Regions from separate parts of the Homo sapiens genome. Here region 1 is linked to region 2. Evidence: chromatin loops called from intact Hi-C (ENCODE). Cell type or tissue: ovary. All regions are shown on one strand. Links, peaks and the distances in the headings refer to the core of each region. The heading gives the core; the rest is flanking DNA. Region 1 holds the start of LOC107984950 (a long non-coding RNA gene). Region 2 overlaps SLC6A9 (solute carrier family 6 member 9).

Region 1 (12,078 bases), core at 2,269-10,268, 640 kb before region 2:
GTACGCATGTTTGAGTATGTGCATGTATGTACATGGGGAACCTGTGTGCAAGTATGTACAAAGGGAGACGGTCACTGTCACAGAGGCTGGGGGCAGGTGGGGCTGCTGGAGGCGAGGCCTGCCTGGGGCAGATAGCTCACAAGTAGATCCTCCGCAGGTCTCCGGGCGCTGTGATCGTGTTGCACTGAGGGCAGAGCTTCTTGGCACCCTGCAGGGAGAACAGGGAGGGCTCTGGTCTACACAATGAGCCATGTGTGCGCATGTGAGCACCTGGGCCTGCAGCCATGTCTCTCTGCACCAGTGTGTGCTGAGACCTTGGTCCTGTCAGCCCAGGCTGGGGACGCATAGGCAGCTTCTGTGAGCAGGCAGGCACGCTCCTGTGTTGGGGGGACGCCAGGATCAAACCGCCTGGCCAGCCCCGCAGCAGGAGCCCCAGTAATGAGAACAAGGCTGGGTCCAGCTGTGGCAGCCGCAGCCCTAACGAGATTACACGCGGCCTTTGATCAGGACACAGAGCCCACGTCCGAGCCTTTTATTACTGTCTCCGGGCGACATTTTAATGGCTGCTCCTGAGCGAAGAACAGGGGCAGGAGCAGAAGGAGCTTAGTAATGGGAGGGGGAGGGGCCAAGGCCCTGGTCCTGTTTACCTACAGCCAGCCTCCTCCTGACCCCAGGCCTCACCAGTCTGTGTGATGCAGTGGGCCTTCGGGGACCGGGGCGGGGAAGGGAGAATGCAGTGAACTCATGGAGGGGGAGAAGTTCCTAAACCTGCAGTTGGGGAGGAGAGGCAGCGAGCCTGGGGGTAAATATCCTGCGGGTAAATATCCTGGCTCCTGGCTCTGTTCTCCTTTGCGCCATGCTCCCCACTTCCCCCAGGCAGGCTCAGGCATAAGCACAGACATCTGGGCAGTGCCCGGAGCGGCCTCCCATTCCCCGACCCCCATGCCACCTCACCAGGGTCCGCAGCCAGCACTCCTCGCAGTGCACGTGCCAACACTGGATGGACGTTAGGGGCATCGAGTACGAGTCCTAGGGAGGAGGGGGCAGAGAAGGGGTCACTCTGAGGTAGGCCCACCCTCTCCAACTCCCCCAGAGGGCGTGGAAGCCTGACCAAGGGCACCCCTAGGTTCTTTTCTACTCACCATGCAGATGAGGCATTTGTAACGGTCCCCACGAGATAGCTGCCGTTCAAGTTCTCTGACCCGAGCCTTCAGAGCCTCAAACGTGGTCACAGCTGAATCTTCGGTGATTCTGTAAAAAGGAAGGCATGGTTGGGTAGCAGGCTGGCATCTCTCATCTGTACCTCCAGCCTACGCCTCCCTTGAATTCCAGAACCAAATACATAAATGTCCCCTAGGCATCCCTGCCTGCCCCCTTTCTCTGATAACCTGAATCTGCAAATTCCACATTCCAGAACTAAACTCCTCACCCTCTCTATTCCTCCATTCCCATTCGGATGAATTTCTACACCAGATACCAGGGAACCATTTTCAACCACTCCTTCGCAGTCTTCCCAACCACCCAAATCTGTCATCTCTCCTAGTATCTCCGGCATCTCTCCTCACCACCATGAGTCCAGGCTCTCAGATGTCTTCCACCAATTCCACCACTAACTTTTTCCAGACAGCCTTTCTGCCTCCAGGCCCCTCATCTCTATTCCACTCTCCCAGCGCCTAGAGGAATTTATGTTCTCAAAGCAAATCTCTCGTGGTGTGACTTCCAACATTCCAATGTCCCCCTTGGAGTAGAGAGCTCCACTACACTCCTTGGTCCAGCCCCAGCCCGCCGTACCCCTGAGGACCTTGCCACGCATTTTATGCTCGACTCCTATGTGTCACCATCCACGCCACCTTTTTCACTGCCTTGGCCTCTGCACTGTGATCCCTCTGCACCCCCTCGCCTGACTCACTAGCTCTGCCTCATCATTCAGATCTAGTTTTGTTCCCATGCCCTCCCAGAAGCCTTTTCCAGACCCCTGAGCCAGCACTGCACAGTGGCTCTCACAGCCCCCCGTGTGAACTCCACCACAGCAGTGTAAAGTTCCTGAGTATGGGTTCCCTGAGGGCGGGCTGCTCACTCCACCAATACTGACTATGGCCAAGAGCCCCACCTCAGGCATGGGACGTGAGCAAACACCTGCTGAAGAAAGGGCCCGTCCAAACTCCAGGGAGAGGGGGACAGATGCAGGGACTAGGCGTGTCCCACATGATCTAGGTCTCTTTGCCACAGCCCTGGCCTGCCTCCAGGGCTCCTTGTTACTTCCTAGATATATCAGATGCCCTGGTAGTCCTGTGTGTGGGCCAAGCCCTGCACCTGAAGGTCCCTCCTGCATTTCCAGGACTCCTTGGGCTGCACTGCTGAACAGGGAATAGCTAGGACTCTCTCAAGGAACCTTCCCACCCTCCTAAAACAAATGAACAGGATCCAGGGGAGCTCACAGATGGAGAAGAATGCTTCCTGGAAAAGTAGAAAAGATGGTATAGGAGACTGGCCTTAGGGAATAATAATGATAATACAAATAAAATAGCTAAAATTTATTAAGCACTTACTAAATGCCAGAGATTGTACTGAGGGATTGATAATTATCTTATTTACACCTTACAAAAACCCCATAAGATTCTAATATCTCCATTTTATATACAAAGAAACTAAAGCACAGAAAGATTAAGTAGCTTGCTCAAGGTCCCCACAGAGTCAGGGAGATGGGATTCAAACCTGGCAGACTGATTCCATGATCAACTAATAACTGTGTGATTGACCATGACTATACTGGCTACACCCAGGAGGAGGTGGGGCTCCAGGCCAAGGGAACAGCAGAAACAGAGGCCAAGAGGCCCAAGAGCCCAGTCTGGCTAGAAGGCCCACATGTAGGCAAAGTGCTACAGTAAGAAAGGAGATGGCATGCAAGAGGACCTCAAATGCCACACCTGAAGGAGCTGAAGTTTATCTCGTGGACAGCAGGAAGCTGCTGAGGATGCTGGAAGAGTGGGGGTACGAACAGCTCAGGTTTCACAGATGTACTCAATCAGGAAGCAGAGGCTGGACTGAGGCGGGGGAATCATAAGGGACGTGGACTTTGGGCAAGGACAGTCTCCTGGGGGCACCTGTTCTGCAGTTTAGGGGAGACAATTGGCTCAGGAAGCTTGAGAGCTTACAGGTGGCCTGTCATTGCTGGATGTGAGTGGTAATGGGAGTGCAGGGAGGGTAGTGGTCCCATTTCATGGGCAATACAACTTCAATCTCTGGCCTTTTTCCTTTGGGGAGCTAGCAGCAACACAGAGCGTGACTCCTTAGTGGCTGTGTCCTTGTATCAGGGACACTTAAATCCATCACCCTAGGGTCCATGATTCCCTCTGCCTTGCCTCTTTCCAGGGATGCCAAGAAAGGCTCTGACTCTTTCCTCCTGGTACTGGCTGATTCCCTGGGGGCTTCCATTTAGCTCTCTGGCTCTGGAAGCCTTTACCATCCCTTCCCTCCTCACAAGCCTCCGAACAGCAGGCTCCTTCCCTGGCATTTTGCACAATGCCATATGTGCCATCCCCATCTGGATTACAGGTAAATTCCTGATAAGGAGACAAGGATTTGTAGCTGTGCTCCCTTCCACTCCAAGGACTAAGCTGAGAATTTGCCTAGTCCTATATAGTTATGTCAAAGATGGGGAAACTAAGGCCTGCAGCTGGGGGCAGCCTACACCAGAATGGAGAACTAACTCCCAAACCCCAAATCAGAGAACTAGAGCTGGAATGGCAAAGAAGGATGAGGCCAGGAGAGAATGAAGCCATTTCCCATGCCATCTCCAAGAGCTACAAGGCCCCACTGAAGGCCAATAGCCAACTCCAGAGCCTACCTATCCTGGATGTGCTCAGCACACACCTGCCCTCCAATCTTGGCTCTGGCGAAATACCCAAGCCTCCAACCCCTGGTCCAGGCTGGCTGTGAGCTATTCCTGAGTCCCTCCAGGGCATGGGGTGGGGAGATTCCTGGAGGAGCCATGGCATCCTACCATTCCTTTTCCCTGAGTAGTAAAACAGATCTAGGGCAAGAAATAGAGAAATCACGGGGACTGATGGGCCCCAGTCTCAGCAGATCCAGACCCAGTGGAGAGCTCTGCACATGACTGAGCCAGTCTCCACCTCATCATAGAGATCCCTGCCTACGGGTGCCTGTGCTCACACAGGTGGGACAGAAATCCTGGCTCCCCCCAGCCTTGGGTGGGTTGTACCTTCATGGAAGCCACTGGCTCTGCCCCCACCTCCCCCTCGGGCGCCATCCCTGATTAATGATCTTGTCTTTCTGATTTATGAGCAGCCCCTCCAGACGAGGGTGGGTGCCCCTTACAACCCCGCCCGCCCTGCTCAGCTGGAGTAGGAGAGAATTATTAAATAAACATCCATACGTCATTCCTCCCCACCACAAGCTGGTTGCGCAGAACCCATACGGCCCGCTCCGGCGCTGACACGGAGCAGCTGCGGTGATTCATGGGCAGCCGGGCCCTGCGCCGCGGCCCATACATCATGCCAGCAGCACTCGCGGCCCCGGCCGAGATAAACTGATCAACCACAACGGGCTGGAATGAATTTATGACAACACAAAATGGAGGGAAACAAATGGGAGGTGACCCTGGGCCACCGACCCGGCCCTGCACCGGCCTCCAATCCACTCTCCTGGCAGGAGGCAAAGATGGAACACTGGCCCTGGAATGAAGAGGCTGCCTTTTAACCCCAGGCAACCTAGCCTGCAGTCAGAAGGTGGGGTGGGTACTGGAGTTAAGCAATGACCAATGGCAGCAGCACCAGGCAGCCTAGACTGGACAATGCCATCTCCTGAGGCCAGAACTGGCCTTCCTTGGGCTTCTGGGAAGGCAGGAAGATGCCCAGCTGATACCAAATCTTTGTGGTTCCCAGGGATCCAGGCCAGGGGTTGCTCAGCCCTGGGCAAAGTGCTAATGGATCCCTTTTCCTCTGCCAGAGAACCCAGGCCAAAAATTCCTACCAGAAGTGATGATACCCAATGTTCCTGCCTAAAATCCACTGCGAGTGCCACCCGGGACAAGAAAAATGAAACCAATTTAGCTCCCGATTAAGAAACAGAAACTGGAGATGAATCAAGTGTGCCGGCTGGGCTGGGCGGCCATACATCACATTCCCCGGGCGAAGGCCGCCGCAGCAGGCGGGCAGGCAGGCAGGCAGGCGGGTGGACTGCTCCTCCCACCGCCAAGGCTTCTGGGGCCGTGGCCCAGTGATCAATTCACAGAGTCACGCTTAGCACCAGCTGGGCTCCACTGCCGGCCGTGTGCCCAGGGCAGCAGCACTGAGCTGCACTTGGGAGGGCCAGAAGCCCTGGCAGCAGGCCTTCCTGCTAGCAAAGGGCCCCTCCTCCCACTGAACTGTGGTCCCAGGGCTCTCTCCTGGCCAAACACTTACTTCTCGATGTCGCTGTTCTTGCAGGTCTTCTGCATGGCCTCCTGCTTGCTGCTTTCACCATTGCTGGTGGATGGCATCTCTGCTGGGACAGAGGGGCAACTCACACTCCGGCCAGACTGGGCAGCACAGGTGAGGGGTTGGGCTTGAGTCAGTCACCACCATCTAGGGATACCCCCTCTCCCCCATTACTCCTAACCTGGGGCAGGACTTACCATCACTGGCCCATTTAGAGAACTCAGGTGTGATGCGCGTGCTGGGAGGGCCGCCACTGGAGGAAAGGAGGGAGGAAAAACAAAGTGAGGCCTGAAGGCGGGCAGGACAGCCCTGAGGGTCAGTACTGCGTTAACCCCTGCCTCAGGGCTTCCTGTTTCTCTGCTCCACCCGCCCAAGCCTGTGCCCACACTTGCTTTAGGACTGCGCCCCGAAGTGCCTCTCTCTCCTTGGCTTCACCAGGCTCCTCGCCTGTGCAGGGGATGACATCAGCCTCTGTGTATCTGGCATGGTGGTCAAGGACAATGGATCCTAGTTTGCAGCAGGCTATGAGGGTTGAATCCTCAGGAGAGCATGGCCCTCCTGGCCAAAGCTGAGACTCTGGCCCGGGGGGTGGTGCAGGTGAATACTAGAAGAGCTACTTTTCTTATTCCCTGTGCCTGCCCTATCAGCCCCACCAGCCCCCATAGTGCTCCAAGGATACTGTGGCTTCCCATACTCCAGAGTGTCATCCCCATCCACATCCAAGTCAGCATCACTGTCCGGGTTCTCTTTGCCGCTGCACATGATGAAGCCAGAGCCTGTGGGAAGCAGGGTGTGAGGAGGGCCTGGGGACAAGACGAGGCCAAGGGTGCCCCTCCTGTTGCCTCCAGGTAGGGGTTAGGCTTTGGACCTGATAAGGCCCAGAGGGAAACCTGGGCCTGGGATGTATAGAGCCAGATACTTCAGTGCCCCTGACCCTGACATTTCAGGCCCTTCACTCTGCAAACCTCATCTTTCTCTGCTACTGCATGCTGCTCCAAGTGGTCTCTGCTCATAAACTAGCCCATTCATATATTATGTCACGTCCTCGGGGACACTCAGCCCAGGCCTGCTGTCCACCTATCTTCCAGGTCTAGGAAGAACAGTAAGAGGACAGAAAAATTCAGGTCTAGGAATTTCACAGGAAAAGAGTGGGGCCTCCCCTATGCCCCATTATCCAGCCTGACAAGTCCATCAGAGGAGAGAACAGGCTGGCTAAGGCCAATCAGAGCCACAGAGTGGGACCCCCGGCCAACATCCTGATTTTGGCCGCTAGGTCCTTGCCAGCAAAAACACCAGGCAGCTGTTCAAATATTTGGTGTCTGAAGCGCCTGACATTAATTATTCATCTCCACCTCACTCAGCCCAGATTCCTGGACAAGTGCAGTTATAAAGGGATTAAGAAGGGACAGACGAGGGAGGACAGGCATGCACACCTACTTCTCAAAGCAGTCCATGAAGGCAACCAGGCTGAGCGGAGGCCAGGCCATGGGCCACGCAAGTGGCTGACCCCTGAGGTGCATCTGGCACAGCCACAGACGGACTCTCAGCTCAGAGGGAGGGGCGAGCTGCTGGGGCTACACCAGGCCTGCTCACCTGCCAGGCGATCTCTCTGACATCCAGGACCACCCTTCCTGATAGCCTAGGGTCAAGTGCTATAGAGCTGTTCCCCCCAGCTCCCCACTTCCTCCTAGTGGGTCTCAGACCACACCTCACTAGCCAGCACAGCCCTGCCAGGGACAAAAGAATGTGAGACTCTGTGGCTACTGGGATCAGCAAGGAAATCCTTAAAGAAGTGAGGAAGCAGCTTAGTATCTGCCTGATGATTTCAGACATTTCTGCTTGTCCACTCTTTCCTCTCAGGTCCTTATACTCTCATTAGGGTATGTCTTGTAGGGAGTCCTCAGGCCTCTTATCTGTTCCTTCATTCTGCTTACCACTGAGTTCTGACCACCTTTCCTCCTGCTCCAAAACCATTGATGGCTCCCCACTGCATGCACAACCAAGCCCAGGCTCCTCAGCCAGATCCATGAAGATCTGGGTCCATTTATGTCTTTACTCTTGCTCTCTACTAATTCACTCTGTAAACCCCAAGCATGTGCACACACAGGCTGCTCACCAAACCACAAACATAGCCTGTATATGCTGCTCTTAAGACCCCTGCTCATGCTATTCACTCCATCTGGAATGTTCTCCATTTTTCAAGCCCTGAAAAACACTGAGTCTTGATCCTTCTCCCTTCTACCCCACCAGTCTCTGGTCTCACAAAGACACCACCAATCCCAAAGGCAAGCAGCATCGGGAAGGAAAGATGCCAGGCACAGCCTGCAATCCACCTCTCCCTGACAGTCCTCATTTGCCCTCTACCCTGAGGCACTGACACACTTGAGGCAGCAGGCAGGTCAGGTCAGCAGCAGGGCCATTAAGCTGAGAAAACACCAAGTTACAGCTCTGTCTCCTGTACACGGCCAGGTGTCCTGACAAGCAATTCCCGCCTTGTGGGTGAGTGGCACCTCCATAAACCCTCTGACAGTTTGGGAGACAAACTCCACCATCAATCAGAATGTAGCTATCAGGTTCACTTACAGCTTGCGGCACCCAAGTCCTGCCAACCCCCCTTCCCCAAGTACACGCAGCTCAGCAGCTGGCCTCACATCTTCTGCTCGGCCTGGCCCTGCCTAGCCCTGCCTTATAAGTGGAAAGCAGAGAACCCTGGCACCACATGTGAGCCCAATATGGCTCCATGGCAAAGCAGAGAAAACAGGGTACCCCAAAGCTGCCAGGAAAAGCCCCAGCTTCTCAACGCAGAAAGCAGCCCTGTAGCCTGAAGTCCTTTTCTCTGTAGTCTTACTGCCCACCATGCCTGGCCCAGGACTCATACTCCATTAAACAGAGCTACTGTGGTCTCCCAAATCCTGTGCTTTCTCATGCCCCCATGCCTCCGCACCTCCTGCTCTCTGCCTAGAACCTTCTCCCTCCTGGTCTACAATATACATGCCTGCTCCTTTGGCAAGTCTGACTCAGCCCAACCATGCCTCCTACCATTAACTCACAGTGCCCACACAGAGCAGCTGCTCTCTAAATCCCTGCTAAAGGAAAGAACTCTCACCTCAATGCCATTCTTTCAACCTTTATTGGGCTCATCCTCTGTTTGGCTCCATGTTGAGAATAGAGAGCTTCAAGATCTGATCCCTATCCTCATGGTGCTCTGCGTGGCAGATGGGGCTTCCCACGTTCTTATACACAGGTGTCCCTTCCCTGGTGTCCACCCAGAATCCTGTGTAACTCCAAAATCATATTTATTACCACCTATTGTCACTGTCCCTCACCAGAGTGGAAGCTGCAAGGGTCCCAAGTTTGACTCACTGTTGTGATCTCAGCATCACCCAGCAGAGCTGGCCAGGCTGATGGCTGGTGCCACACAGCACACCCCAGCAGTACTGGCTAAACACTGGCGACACTGCTCTATTAGGTCCTAGTTAGCTGGTGGCCTAGAGAAATCTCTCAGGATACAACTTTCCTTATCAGATCCCAGCTCCCAGCCGGGCAGCAGCTTTCTGTTCCGCTGGCCAGTGAGGCAGGATGGACAGCACGACACACTTTGTTTGCCAAAGAAAAGGCCTCTGCCTCTGGTCTGAGCCATTCACTCTGACCCTGACCCCATCCTCCAGCTGAGACAGATGTTGGGAACCTCTCCCTACCCCCACAGGTGTTCAGAACAGGCTGCTGCTGCCAATTTCACTCTTGTGCTGCCCCAGCCTGCTCCAACCTCTTTCCCAGCACATTAAACTTTATTTTCTTAATGAAATGTCACTTGCTGACTTCTGGCAGAATCATAATAAAAAGAAACGGCCATAAAGCCGTTTTATGCAGACAGCGCCCCCGCCAGCTTGCCCCCCCTCCCGCTTGGAGAGGAAGGCTCCACAGTCGTTTGATGTTCTCAGCTGCTGGAATATCCCAAGCCAGTACTCAGAGGCAAGATGGCACAGACAGCTCCTTTCCAAGTCTCTGGCTCCTCTTCCATGTAGCTCCAGCGATAACAGGCAAGCTGCCACTCCTACTACTGCTATCTAGGGAAGGAACTCAGCCCCCAGGACCTCCAAGATGGCCCAGAGTACCCTTCAGTCACCAGGGAGGGCCTCTTGCTACAGTTCTGCCCCAGCTTAAAGTGGCATAAAGGCCTGAGCCCCCACCCATAGGCAACCTAAGCCTGATGGTCAATGATACCCAGCAGGGTGGTGCCAGAGTTGTCCATTCCTGGCGGGGTGGGTAGTGCAAAAAAAAATATCCTTCTCCTCACAGTGAAAACTGAGCAACAAAGAGGGAGAGAGTTAAGTGCAGAAATGAAACACAGGTCTACGTTTTATAAAAACGACCCTTCTCCCATAAACTCATTTCTTCCTGGGTTATTGAGAAGGGAGAAAAAAAAAATCAGTGTTAATTTAATCAATTGATCAGATGATCGATTGAGAAACTGGAGATGCCCGTTTACTGGGGGCAGTATCGTCCTGGAACCTGAAACCACAAAAAAGGAGGCATCGATTTCCTCACCTGCTGCTCCCAACAAAACCAGAGCCCAGGGAGAAAGGAAACGTCTCGGGGCCCTCCAGGGGCCTGTGCTCTCCAACACGGAGGGCAGGGGCAGCAGCTTCCGGCGAGTTTTACACTGGAATTAGTTACAGATGCAGTTACGGTGTCTTGTGTAAACGCCATCGATTGGGGAGCTGACAGTCTGGGGAGCTGCGATGCGGGACAATCAATCGGCCTGCAGTGTCACCTGCCACCTCGCTGAACAGTTGACAATGCAATTATCCAGTGTGGAGGCAGGGAGTTGGCGTGTGTCAAACGCACTTAGCCACTTTCCGGGCCTCCTCGATAACGCGTTTCACTGCCTCACGTCAGGAGAGACGCAGAGAGACAGACGCCGTTTAAAACCATTGATACTTGCTCCTTCTGCCTGCACTCCCTCTGTCCTAGCTTAACAATTGTGTTCCAAAAGGCGATTAAATCCCATCAGTTGCCACGGGGGACAGAAGGTGCCTTGCTCCTTGCCACCTCTCCTCACCCCTCCCAACAGGCGACAGAGAGAACTAAAGATGGTAGGGAGTCACAAGGCAGCAGCCCAACCCTCTCCACTCCAAGACCGCCTCCAGCAGTGTGCTGTTCCAACACCTGTCACTGGCTGGACCAACAGCAGAGCTGCACTGGGGGACATTTTTAGCACCTGGGGCTCCCTTCTTTTGAGAACTAGCACACCAAAGAAGGCAGCAGCTAGGGCAAGGCCTATGTGCCCATGCCCTGGGGCTTACAACACCTCTTACCCCCTTGCCCCATACTTCTGGCGCTGAAGTTTTATCAAGAAATAGCCAGATAAAAGATTTGTGCCAGGCCGGGTGTGGTGGCTCATACCTGTAATCCCAGCACTTTGGGAGGCCGAGGTGGGTGGATCACCTGAGGTCAGGAGTTCAAGACCAGCCTGGCCAACATGGTGAAACCCCGTCTCTACTAAAAATACAAAAATTAGCTGGTTGTAGTGGCACATGCCTGTAATCCCAGCTACTCGGGAGGCTGAGGCAGGAGAATCTCTCGAACCCAGGAGGTGGAGGTTGCAGTGAGCCGAAATCGTGCCACTGCACTCTAGCCTCCAGCCTGGGTGAAAAAGTGAGACTCTGTCTCAAAAATAAATAAATAAAAAGGAAAAGAAAAGAAAAGAAGAGAAAAGATTTGTGCCACAGCTGCTCTGCCTGTTTGCTTCATGACTTCTCATCCAGCTACTTGGAACCGGCTTAAATGTAAGGAACTCATGAAAGATAAGAAACGCTTCAGGCCAGGACCTGAGCAGGACAAAGACCCTGCACTGCTGACTGTCTTAACACCCTTCTTTTCCCTACCCACTCCTCCTGTTTGGTTCAGAGGGGCTTCATGCTGGATTTTAGCAACGCAGTCACCGCCAGGGCTTAAAGATACAGCTGCAGGCTTCCATTTCCTGTGAAGCTTCCTGGGAAATTTCTCCATCTCACCACTCTTGTGCCCACATCATTGCCACCTTATTTGAAACCAATCATTCCCATGTCCTCTTTCCAGCATGTCCCTTCCAGATGTGAGGAGCTCTGGGCTCCCCAATGCAGTTGGGTGAACTCTCACTGGCAACCAACACACAGGAGGGACCATGGTTCACCACTATAGGTCTCTTCTCCAGGATCCAGGAGCTGGATGGAGGACAGGAGAGGAAAGGCATGGCTCCTTAGTCACACACCTCCTTAGACTACAGGTGGAAGCAGGCTTGTCTTAAGGGCTGTATAGTTAGGTTCCCCTGTAGTCTGCTTCTCTAGCCTAGAAGCCCCTTGCTCTGCCCAGGTTTGGCATGGTACCCAAGAAAAACATCTTTTCTCCCTAACTGCGGATCTCTTTTAGTGGAATGTTGGTGGCGCACTAGGCTCTGTGTGCTGTCCTTTATGTAAAGAGCAGTAGCAGGTTAGAAAATCTATGGTTCTGAAAGGACAATCAACAACTTAGACACACAGCTTAAGTATTTCTTCTAGAATTGGGAAGGTCAGAGTGCCTCCTAGGCAGCAAAAATTCCTTCCAACTTACTTTCTTGAAGTAATACCTATTTCCTTTAGTCTTTTCAAAAATCTGTTTC
Region 2 (12,078 bases), core at 2,394-10,393:
CTGCCCATGGGTCCATCCTGGACCATCAGTTGTCCCTTTTACAGCTGTAACTGCTGCTCTGTGACCCCATCCGTGTACTGTGCTGCTGGCACAATCAGGCATTGTGCCCCTAAGTAAACAACCCTGGGACAGAATAAAACTGGTATTGTAGGGTCAACATATAGGAGCCCTATTTGGCTGGCATTTGTTTGGGACCAGATAGACCACCCCCAGCAGGCCTCACACCCTCCAAAAAATGGGCCCTTGACTCTGTGATCTTGCCACACCTGCCCCAGTGAAGGCCCCAGGAGGTGGTGACATGCTCAGACAGGATTCTGTAGGGGCATGTCACAGAGGGCACACTCAGGCCGGGGGGCACCCTCTACCAGGGCCAAGCATGTCTTCAAGCCTCTTCATCAGGGAGACCTTCCTTGACCTCAGCCCTGCTTTCCTGCCTTGTCCTCCTTCCATACTCTTGTGATTTTGAGATGATCCCCTCTGTGGTCACCCTGAAGCCACATCTAAAGATGATGGGTGTATACATTTCATTGCACCCCCACTAGATTTCCAGCTCCGAATGGGTAGGAGCTCTCTGCTGAAGTCCCACTTCCTGGCACAGTGCCTGGCACATAGCCAGTGTCAATAAATCTGCCATTGCATGAATGAATCAATGAATGAATGAAAGAAGGCTTGTTCAGCCACTGATTTGCTCTGGGTGCTCCTTGAAGGAAACCCATGGTCCCTGGCACTGCACCCCTGCCCTCTGTGGAGGGTGTGAGGATCACATCTCGGCAGGGTCGATGCTGGATTGAGAGCACAGGGTGGCTGCCCCACAAAGGTGTCTGTGCTGCAGTGCCCACCCATCAGGCCTTGGTGCCTCCTTTGCCCACATTCCCACCTGGCCTATCCAAGGCGCTTGGGGCCCAGGGAGGCCATTCATTCCGTCTGTGTTTGTTCATCAGCATCAGGGTCTGATAGCATTTCACCTGCACCAGGCTGCCTTGCTTATTGACCAGAGTGACTGCTGTCGAATATGTCTCTTTCAAGCGGAGGGTGAATGTCACATCACTGGCATCTCTCTGAGGCTACGGGGCTCCATCTCTGATGCCAGGTCTGTCTGTTTCTCTCAGGGGAATAGCTCACCTCTGGGAGGCTGTCTCTGGCACTAAGGTCTGTCTGTGTTTCTGTTGGTGACACTGAGCCCCTGTCTCCTTAGTGAGACCCCTTGGGGCCCTTGGGCTCTGATTAATTTCCTGCTCACTGTGGGAGGGAGGTGGAAGGAGCATGGCACTTATTAAGGGACTTCTTTAACCAAGGGACTTGCAGAGCCAGTTCCAGCTTTTGGGCCTGGGGTTCCACAAGGGGCTGTCCTCAGTGGGGCCCAGGCCACCAGCTCAGTCCTGCAGGCCCCACATTCTTCCCTGGGGCAAATCCCCGCATCTGCCTCTCCTGACCTTCGGCCCCCTCCCCTGCAGGTGACGCTTCTCCCTGTTCAGAGATCCTTCTTCCTGCCACCCTTTTCTGGAGCCACTCCCTCTACTTCCCTAGCAGAGTCTGTCCTCAAAGTCTGGCATGGGGCCTACAACTCTGGTCTCCTTCCCCAACTCATGGCCCAGCACTCCCTAGCCATGGCCCAGGTCAGCTCCCCAGGGCCCCTCCCCAGCCATGGGCAGTGTAGCTAGCTCCCCGGACCCTCCCACCTAGAGTCCCAGAATGCCCTCCCCATGTCTGTCCCGGCTCAGCTGCTCCCCCATTTCCCCCCAGCCCTGCCCACTCTGTGCCCCCAGGAAGAAGCCTTCAGCTGGGGGAGGGGTCTAACCTCCCCTCCCCCGCAGTCGCCTGCCCAGGGGCAGCGTGCTCAGCCTGGTGATGTGGTAGGCGACGGGTGGGGGGGCTGTCTGGACACAGGCCCCTTTGTGCCCAGCCTGACTTGGCTGCTTGGTATGAGGCTCAGCTGCTCCCAGATCCTTACCCAGAGGGGCAAGGGGAGGTTTTGGAGGGGCTTGGGGGCTCCTGGCCCTAGCTCCCTCTTCAGTGTCCCGCCTCCCGGATGCTGGTAGCAGCTCCTCAGGTGGGCTGTGCACCTGGCACTGGGTGCTGTGGGGCTGGTGAGGGAAGCTCTGCTTGGCGCCCTCTGGCAGCCACTACTCTCTGCTTCCCTCCTTTGCCAGGCCTGCCTGAAGCTCCTGCCAGCAGAGGGGAAGCCCGGGGAGGGGTGTTGGAGGGGCCACGGTTTCCCTGCTGGGGGAGGCCCAGAGGGTCAGGCATGGAGCACAAATGCCTTGCTGATGGTAGCTTCTCTCCTGTCCCCACAGAATGGTGCTGTGCCCAGCGAGGCCACCAAGAGGGACCAGAACCTCAAACGGGGCAACTGGGGCAACCAGATCGAGTTTGTACTGACGAGCGTGGGCTATGCCGTGGGCCTGGGCAATGTCTGGCGCTTCCCATACCTCTGCTATCGCAACGGGGGAGGTACCCAGTGGGCACAGGGCAGGGACCACCCACTTGGGTAGAGCCCACCCACCAGGGCCTGGGCCACCCTCTCCCTGGCACAGACCCACTCCAGATAAAGGCTGGCCTCTGGCCCTGGCCTCCTTCGCCCCCATCCCTGGCTTAGGCACCCTTTGCCTAAGGCAGGCCACCCCAGACCCTGGCAGTCTGTTGTTGGGGGCTGGCCCTGCCAGTTGGCCCCCTTTGAGGTGAGGAGAGGTGAGAAAAGGACCTAACCCCCCCCCCCCCCCGCCCACAAGGCTCCCTGTTCTATTCCCTGGGGTTCAGCAGCCCCCCTAAATGGTTCAGGGATGTTGAGGATCTCAGCAACTTATGCTTGTGAAATCGCTTGTTTAAACCATCAAATCCCACCCAAGTATGGAGGCTCTGGGACCTGGATTCCACTCCAAGCAGAATTCCTGAGAGCCTCTGTCAAGTTGAAAGACAGGCTGGGGGTGGTGTGCCTCAGCCCAGGCTCCTGCTCAAGCCTGGCACACTCCTCCCTGGGTCCTACCCAATCGCGAAGGTTTTGCTGTTGAGTTCTGAGCAGGAAGCCCAGGGTGAGATCCCTCCAAGCCCACTCCTGAGCCAGACCTCTCCCTGCCTACCAGGCGCCTTCATGTTCCCCTACTTCATCATGCTCATCTTCTGCGGGATCCCCCTCTTCTTCATGGAGCTCTCCTTCGGCCAGTTTGCAAGCCAGGGGTGCCTGGGGGTCTGGAGGATCAGCCCCATGTTCAAAGGTGAGGCCTGGGCGGGGCACTCGCTCACACATACACAAACACACAACGGCCTCTGAGGGCCGTGCCAACTCGCCCATCTGTACAAACATGGCTGACCTCTGTAGAGCCCTGATGCTGACCCCAAGCCCCACATCAACGGCCTAAGCCATGGATGCATGCTGGGACCCATGTTTACTTGGCTGCCACCCTCCCCTCCTACCACGTGTACACACAAAACTCCTTTGCGCCACCCCCCGCCAACTTACCCCTACCAAGACCTTGACCTGGCCTTCCTTTGGCCCTCCATCTCAGCCTGCCCCTTGGGCCCTTAGAAATTATTAACCTCGGGCCAGGCACAGTGGCTCACGCCTGTAATCCCAGCACTTTGGGAGGCCAAGGCAGGCAGATCACCTGAGGTCAGGAGTTTGAGACCAGCCTGACCAACATGGAGAAACCCCATCTTGGCCGGGCGCGGTGGCTTACCCCTGTAATCCCAGCACTTTGGGAGGCCAAGGCAGGCGGATCACAAGGTCAGGAGATCAAGACCATACTGGCTAATACGGTGAAACCCTGTCTCTACTAAAAATACAAAAACAAAATTAGCTTGGTGTGGTGGCAGGTGCCTGCAGTCCTAGCTACTCTGGGGGCTGAGGCGGGAGAATGGCGTGAACCCGGGAGGCAGAGCTTGTAGTGAGCCAAGATCATGCCACAGCACTCCAGCCTGGGCGACAGAGGGAGACTCCATGTCAAAAAAAAAAAAAAGGAAACCCCATCTCTACTAAAAATACAAAATTATCCAGATATGGTGGCGCATGCCTCTAATCCCAGCTACTCGGGAGGCTGAGGCAGGAGAATCGCTTGAACCTGGGAGGCGGAGGTTGCAGTGAGCCGAGATCGCGCCATTGCACTCCAGCCTGGGCAAGAAAAGCAAAAACTCCGTCTCAAAAAAAAAAAAAAAAAAAAAAAGGCCGGGCGCGGTGGCTCACGCCTGTAATCCCAGCACTTCGGGAGGCCGAGGCAGGCGGATCACGAGGTCAGGAGATCAAGACCATCCTGGCTAACACAGTGAAACCCCGTCTCTACTAAAAATACAAAAAAATTAGCCAGGCGTGGTGGTGGGCGCCTGTAGTCCCAGCTACTCGGTAGGTTGAGGCAGGAGAATGGCATGAACCCAGGAGGTGGAGCTTGCAGTGAGCCAAGATTCCGCCACTGCACTCCAGCCTGGGTGTCAGAGCCTGGGCAACAGAGCTAGACTCCATCTCAAAAAAAAAAAAAGAAAAGAAAAGAAAAAAAAGAAATTATTAACCTCACCTCCTCCTGCTGGATGCTGAGGCTCCTCCCCCCACCCCTCCCCTCCTGCAGGAGTGGGCTATGGTATGATGGTGGTGTCCACCTACATCGGCATCTACTACAATGTGGTCATCTGCATCGCCTTCTACTACTTCTTCTCGTCCATGACGCACGTGCTGCCCTGGGCCTACTGCAATAACCCCTGGAACACGCATGACTGCGCCGGTGTACTGGACGCCTCCAACCTCACCAATGGCTCTCGGCCAGCCGCCTTGCCCAGCAACCTCTCCCACCTGCTCAACCACAGCCTCCAGAGGACCAGCCCCAGCGAGGAGTACTGGAGGTGAGGCACCTGCAGGACCTGGGGTGGGGGGAACCTGGTGGCAACCCTGTCCCCACTGGGCAACCATCTGAAGACAAAGTAGGGTGCCTGCTGCAGGTTCAGCCCGCTGCTGGGCTGGGAGAGGGTAGAGGTGAGTGAAGAGTTTAGGAGAAGAGCCTGATGTACAGAAAGCAATGGAAGATGGAGGCCGGGCACGGTGGCTCATGCCTGTAATCCCAGCACTTTGGGAGGCCGAGGCGGGCAGATCACGAGGTCAGGAGATCGAGACCATCCTGGCTAACACGGTGAAACCCTGTCTCTACTAAAAATACAAAAAGAGAAAAGAATTAGCCGGGCGTGGTGGCAGGCACAGGAGAATGGCGTGAACCCGGGAGGCAGAGCTTGCAATGAGCTGAGATCGCGCCACTGCACTTCAGCCTGGGCGACAGAGCAAGACTCCATCTCAAAAAAAAAAAAAAAAGAAAGAAAGCAATGGAAGATGGAATGTTGAGTTGCAGGATCTTTACAGAGTAGCCGTGAGGAAGGCCGTCAGAAATCCAGCAAACCAGCCTTCAGAGGAGACTCAGGGGAAAGGGGGGCAGATCCTGGGGAGAAGAAGAGTGTGGGCAAAGGCTCTGTCCCAGATGAGCAGAGGCTGGCCCCAAAGCTGAAGGGAGCCTACTCTGATGAGAGTAACAGGTGTGGGGAGAATGCATGGGCTTCAGGTGGCCTAGGAAGTGGCACTGCCTTCATAAAGAACTTGCCAGGATTAGGCTTAGACTTGATGATGCAGAACAAAAGACGCCATGGAAGGTCTCTGAGCCGGGGGTGCCGTGATCAAGACATCCTGGCACATTTTGTTCAGAGGCGACAGAGACCAGAGTCTCAGGCCATCCTGCTGTGCCCTCCACCCACCAGTTGGAAATTCCCTGTGTCTTGCTGGGGAACCCCTGGGCAGAGGGCTTTGGGGGCATGCTGGCAGGCCTCCACCATTTATTCCACAACATTCACGCCTCTGCTCTGCCAGGCCCTGTGTCCCCATGGTAGGTATGAACAGCCCAGAGCCCCTGTCCTGAGGAGCTCACAGGGCAGTGGGGAGACAGATTGCTAATCACAGTAGGGCAAGTGCCTCGGTCCAGGTATGTGCAGGGGTGTCACAGAGACACAAAGAGGTAGTGCTTGGTGCTAAGGGGATGGGGCAAGACCAGGCAGTCAGAGCTTCCCAGAGAAGGGAGAGAGGAAAGTAGAGAGATTGGGAACCACATGAGCAGGTGAGCAGAGGCCAGAAGGAGGCAAACTGGAGCTGGGGTTGGGAGCAGGTGGGACGCTGAGTGACAAGACAGAAGAGGCCAGCAGGCATCATATAACACAGGGCCTCCCATGCCAGGCTAAGGGTTTGAGGCTTTTCTCCACATGTGATGGAAAGCCATGGCTGAAATGTACAAGGGTCTGAGGATACCGCAAGTCACCACAGGGCCTCTAAACCCAGGTCCAAGTACTCTGACCCTGAAGGACTCAGCTTCCCTGTGCCAACCTCTGGGCTGGGCTGTAGACACTCAAAGACAGGTAAGACAGGGCCACTATTCTCAAGGACCCAGAGCATAGAGAACACAGTTGCTGTCCCCCAGAGGGGCATGGGCAGACTCAGGCACTCAGTTACCAGACAGGTCATTTCATTTGTCTTTCATTTTTTAATTTTTAACATCCTAACATTTATTTTCTTTTTAAAAAATACACCTGGAACTGAATGGACAGATGATTTCTTTTTTTTTTTTTTTTTTTTTTTTGAGACAGAATCTCGCTCTGTTGCCCAGGCTGGAGTGCAGTGGCACGATCTCAGCTCACTGCAACCTCTGCCTCCCGGGGTAAGCGATTCTCCTGCCTCAGCCTCCCTAGTAGCTGGGATTACAAGCACCCGCCACCACGCCTGGCTTGTTTTTGTATTTTTAGTAGAGACAGGGTTTCAACATGTTGGCCGGGCTGGTCTCGAACTCCTGACCTCAGGTGATCCACCCACCTCGGCCTCCCAAAGTGCTGGGGTTACAGGCATGAGCCACCACACCCAGCTGATTTCTTGAGCACCTACTAGGTACCAGGTACTGTTCTCAGAGGGGAGAGAGGGCAGGGAGGCAGACATTGTCCTCACGGAGCTGCCGTCCGATGGGAGAACGAGCAGATATTGCTGAGTGAGGCGTTTTATTACATTTGAGGCATGATGTGGACTGGTCAACTTGATCTAGTCTGGGGTGATGAACCTTTCTGGAAGCTCCCAGAAACACAAAGCCTTGTGCAACCCCACCCCCAGATGCTCCAGTGGTGGTTGTCCCAGGGACTGACTGCCAGAGATTCCCAGCCCTGGGCCCACCCAGGGCAAAGCTCTAGAGATTTTATCCAGTAAAATCAGAGGGGAAGAGCCTTCAAAGAAATCTGGCTGGTGGAGCCGCTGCACTCTACTCCCCAGCGCGGGCTGGAGCCAGGCCTGCCTAACTGGCCACTGTCCCATGCGGGATACCTTCCCGGCAGCACGGCTCCCTGCTGCCCTCTCCTGGAGATCCAGGGAAATGGCCCTGAAGAGAGCAACCCAGGCTGGCTTCAGCAAGGGAGGAAAGGAAGCACCCTTATTGTTGAGCACCTACTAGGTGCCAGGCATGTTATCTAAGTAGATATTAGTATCCATATTTTCAGACTCAGAAACTGCCGTTTAGAGGTTAAGGAGCTAGGCAGCAGTCGCTGTATCAGAATCTGTGTGTGTTGCGCCCGTCTGGTGCTGCTGTTGCTGGGTGTGCCGGGGTGAATTAGGTGGGGGTGGCTGTGCAGGTGTTTAGTCCACACTCTCCAATGACCCTTTGGACAGCTGCGCGATCTCACTGGAGTGCCACAAAAACCCTGTTAGGTAGCTTGTGTAGGGATTTTAAAAATCACCATTTTACAAATGAGGGAAGCTAATCAAAAGTAAGATGAAGAGACTCTAAAGCGAGAGAAGCTCAAACGGCAGATTTCTGAGCCCATGTCTGCCTCTCACCCACTCACCCTTCTCACTCAGGGTCCTCCCCTCCCTCGCCACCCTCTTCACAATCTTGCCTTCCAGTCCCCTGTGCTGGTCTGATACCTGCTACTGGGTCCTAAACTCGTGACCAGGCCTTCTCACCTCTGCGGTCCCTGTGGGGCCCAGCTCCTGTCCCCCAGGGTCTTCATGGCAGCTCTGGAGTCACACAGACTCCTCCCAAATCCTGGCTCTGTCGCATATTAGCTGTGGCCTTGGGAGGTCGTTCACAGTCATTTGTCCATGAAATTGGGCAGTCGTGATACCTACCTGGTTTTAAAGACAAAATGAGATAATGCAGCCTAAATCACTAAGACTGCTGATAGGAGCTCAGGCAGCACAACCACAGCCCCTGTGGGACCTGTTCCTGAGGGTCCTGTTCTCAAGGCACTCACCACCTGGCCGGGGAAATAAGATTTGTCATGTGGAGACATTTTTAAAGCAACGCAGAGTAATTCTGGAGATGTCATGTGTCAAGAGGTCACTTGTAAATACGTTGGGTTCCAAATGTCCTTAGGCTGTTTGATCTCAAAAGCATGTGGTCCAAAACCAAAACCAAACAAAAAACAGAATATGATGCCCTAAAAATAAAGCTAGAATTCATCATTTGGTTTCCAGGCTAGCCTTTTAAACTCTTCAGTCCCTAACACTGTAACGCTATATTCTTGCAGTCAAAAATAATATAGGCCAGGTGCGGTGGCTCATGCCTGTAATCCCAGCACTTTGGGAGGCTGAGGCAGGAGGATTGCTTGAGCCCAGGCATTCGAGACCAGCCTGGGCAATATGGCGATACCATATCTCTACAAAAAATACAAAAATTAGTTGGGCATGGTGGTGCACACATGTAGTCCCATCTACTCGGGAGGCTGAGGTGGGAGGATCGATTGAGACTGGGAGGTCGAGGCTGCAGTGAGCCATGATTGTGCCATTGCACTCCAGCCTGGGCTATAGAGCAAGACCCTGTCTCAATAATAATAATATAAAACACTACCTGTTTAGCATATATGGTTAGACAAAGTATTAAAAAATCCTTCAGGCCAGGCGTGGTGGCTCACGCCTGTAATCCCAGCACTTTGGGAGGCTGAGGCAGGTGGGTCACCTGAGGTCAGGAGTTTGAGACCAGCCTGGCCAACATGGTGAAATCCCCATCTCTCCTAAAAATACAAAAATTAGCCCAGCGTATTGGTGCATACCTGTAATCCCAGCTACTCGGGAGGCTGAGGCAGGAGAATCGCTTGAACCTGGGAGACGGAGGTTGCAGTGAGCCCAGATCGCACGAATGCACTCCAGCCTGGGTGACAGAGCAAGACTGTGTCAAAAAAAAAAAAAATCCTTCAAACAAGAAATGGTTTCTTTACTTTGAATGCTGGTGCTGGAGGTAGAGCAGTTGTTCTTTGCCCTCTTCCCTGAGGGCTGGGGAGATGCCCCTGCAGGCCTGTATGCCCAGCACTTAGCACAGGCCCGGGCACGTAAATGTCTGATTGATCAAAAGATCACAGCTGGTATGACATAGGGTGCCAGATGGAGCCACCCAGAGGGGAGAAATTTGGGTCCAATCTTTTTTTTTTTTTTTTTTTTTTTTGAGATTGGACTTTTGCTTTGTTGCCCAGGCTAGAGTGCAGTGGCACAATCTCCACTCCCTGCAACCTCCACCTCCTGGGTTCAAGCAGTTCTCCTGCCTCAGCCTCCCGAGTAGCTGGGATTACAGGCACCCGCCATCATGGCCGGCTAATTTTTGTAGAGACGGGGTTTCACCATATTGGCCAGGCTGGTCTTGAACTCCTGACTTCAGGTGATCCACCCACCACGGCCTCCCAAAGTGCTGGGATTACAGGTGTGAGCCACCACACCCAGCCAGGGTCCAATCTTTACTGAGCATTCCACTGCTTCCCTCAATTTATCAGAGATAGAGCTAATTGGTGCACGTGAAATGCTCACTGGTGGCTTCCTGGAGGAGGTGACACCTGACAGAATGAGGAAAAGGCATTCCTGAAGGGAGAAGTGTGCAAACAAGGACCTGGGCTGAGCCCAACTGGGGACAAGGAGATCTCCTCGCCCAGGAACTAGGAAGACCACCCAAGCCTGGGGTGTGGCCTCCAGGAGCCCTTGAAGGGCCTGGGAAAGGCTGCAGAGCAGTGGACTGTGTTGGGCTCCCCAGGGGCTGCAGCAGGTGGAGGGGACTGGGCCGGCCAGGGCTGGGCCCCTGAAGTAGCTCCCATGTCACACAAGGTGGCTGCTGGGACCTCATGACAAAGGAGGGTACAGCCCGGGTGGGCCCTGGGCCTTGGGAATTTGTTGCTGGGCAGCGGCGGCTGGCCCTCAGTGACAGAGTCTCCCCTTCCCAGGCTGTACGTGCTGAAGCTGTCAGATGACATTGGGAACTTTGGGGAGGTGCGGCTGCCCCTCCTTGGCTGCCTCGGTGTCTCCTGGTTGGTCGTCTTCCTCTGCCTCATCCGAGGGGTCAAGTCTTCAGGGAAAGCAAGTACCCCTCCCCAGCAGGGTCTGTGCCCACCCAGAAAGACCCTGCCCCCTACCTGGGTTATGTGTGTATTGCAGGGAGGGGATGCTGAAGGGACTCCGGAGCCGGAGAGGGACCAGGGGGCTGGTGGTGATTAGGGAGCCAGGGTGGTGGTGCCCAGGGGAGGGGAGAGCCCAGAAGAGTCCATGGAGCCCTCTTGTGCCAGGTGGTGTACTTCACGGCCACGTTCCCCTACGTGGTGCTGACCATTCTGTTTGTCCGCGGAGTGACCCTGGAGGGAGCCTTTGACGGCATCATGTACTACCTAACCCCGCAGTGGGACAAGATCCTGGAGGCCAAGGTGGGAAGTGAGGGAAACCGGAAGGGGGCTGGGGAGGGGCCAGGGAGGTGCCTGCCTCTGCCCACAGCTCCTCACCCACCGGTCCTTCCCTGCAGGTGTGGGGTGATGCTGCCTCCCAGATCTTCTACTCACTGGGCTGCGCGTGGGGAGGCCTCATCACCATGGCTTCCTACAACAAGTTCCACAATAACTGTTACCGGTGAGTGCTCCCTGCTGGGCTGAGGCTGCCCCCTTCCTGCACTCTCTGCAGCCTGATCTCAGCTCCAGTGCAGCCATGGGCCCACGAGGCCTCCTTTCCCCTCATGATCTTGAGGTTCTGGGAATACTGGTTCTGGATAAAGTTGTTGGAGAATGAGGAGAGAGGTTTAGGCAGGAGAGAGAAGAGAGATAGGGACAGTGATGTCCCAGGGGTCTGTGAGGACTCAGGCAGCTCAGGCTCCTTAAAAATGCCCAGAACAGACCAGAAAAGGAGTTGGGGGCCAGGCTCAGTGCTTCACGCCGTAATCCCAGCACTTTGAGAGGCCAAGGCGGGAGGATCACTTGAGCCCAGGAATTCAAGACAAGCCTGGGCAGCATAGTGAGACCCCATCTTTCTTTATAAAACATAAAAAAGAAAATTAGCTGGGTGTGGTGGCACACACCTGTAGTCCCAGCTACTTAGGAGGCTGAGGTGGGAGGATTGCTTGAGACCAAGAGGTCAAGGCTACAGTTAGCTGTGATAGCGCCATTGCACTCCATCCTGGACAACAGAGTGAGACCCTGTCTCCCACTCCAAAAAAAAAGAGTTGGGGGTGCCTTTGTACCTAGAACTTTCCGTGTCTCCATGTCTCCTCTTGGCCCAAATTGGGGAGAGGGAAGCTGAACTCTGTTTTCCTCCCCATCAGGGACAGTGTCATCATCAGCATCACCAACTGTGCCACCAGCGTCTATGCTGGCTTCGTCATCTTCTCCATCCTCGGCTTCATGGCCAATCACCTGGGCGTGGATGTGTCCCGTGTGGCAGACCACGGCCCTGGCCTGGCCTTCGTGGCTTACCCCGAGGCCCTCACACTACTTCCCATCTCCCCGCTGTGGTCTCTGCTCTTCTTCTTCATGCTTATCCTGCTGGGGCTGGGCACTCAGGTACGAGGTGCAGGACGTGGACCGGAGGCTTGGGGAAGGGAGGGGACAGGAACAAGGGGCAGGTCTCCGATCTGACAGCCACATCCTGCAGTTCTGCCTCCTGGAGACGCTGGTCACAGCCATTGTGGATGAGGTGGGGAATGAGTGGATCCTGCAGAAAAAGACCTATGTGACCTTGGGCGTGGCTGTGGCTGGCTTCCTGCTGGGCATCCCCCTCACCAGCCAGGTAAGAGCTGCGTAAGGGAAGGGCTGGCCCAGAGTTGCCAGGACGTGCAGGGAAGGGTTGGGGAG

The links. A loop is a pair of places that touch in the nucleus more often than their neighbours do. Peaks named below come from ENCODE experiments on the same cell type or tissue, not always from the same donor. Only the 100,000 strongest peaks of a DNase experiment are listed, where the experiment ranks them.
Region 1: a loop joins it to region 2, with 2.4 times the contacts of the local background. A loop is called at or near these places in 5 of 110 quality-filtered maps.

The regions. Positions count from the first base shown.
Region 1 is chr1:44,638,834-44,650,911 of GRCh38, reverse strand. It overlaps RNF220 (ring finger protein 220), which reads right to left. Exons shown (of 15, transcript NM_018150.4): 9 at 6,118-6,214; 10 at 5,831-5,917; 11 at 5,636-5,691; 12 at 5,424-5,502; 13 at 1,143-1,251; 14 at 955-1,029; 15 at 1-208. The coding sequence ends at 137. It overlaps LOC107984950 (a long non-coding RNA gene), which reads left to right and starts at 1,246. Exons shown (of 2, transcript XR_001738031.2): 1 at 1,246-5,552. RefSeq lists an enhancer at 47-628. In ovary, for the core only: no CTCF peak of the experiment used is centred there; no DNase peak of the experiment used is centred there; H3K27ac peaks cover 751 bases.
Region 2 is chr1:44,001,099-44,013,176 of GRCh38, reverse strand. It overlaps SLC6A9 (solute carrier family 6 member 9), which reads left to right. Exons shown (of 14, transcript NM_001024845.3): 3 at 2,295-2,451; 4 at 3,081-3,212; 5 at 4,554-4,824; 6 at 10,192-10,324; 7 at 10,531-10,665; 8 at 10,761-10,864; 9 at 11,550-11,787; 10 at 11,879-12,013. Among named protein-coding and RNA genes, the nearest start is that of CCDC24, 16 kb to the right of the region's middle. RefSeq lists an enhancer at 1,898-2,563 and silencers at 7,401-7,460, 7,287-7,493. In ovary, for the core only: a CTCF peak has its summit at 7,358 (motif pointing left); a DNase peak (open chromatin) is centred at 7,296.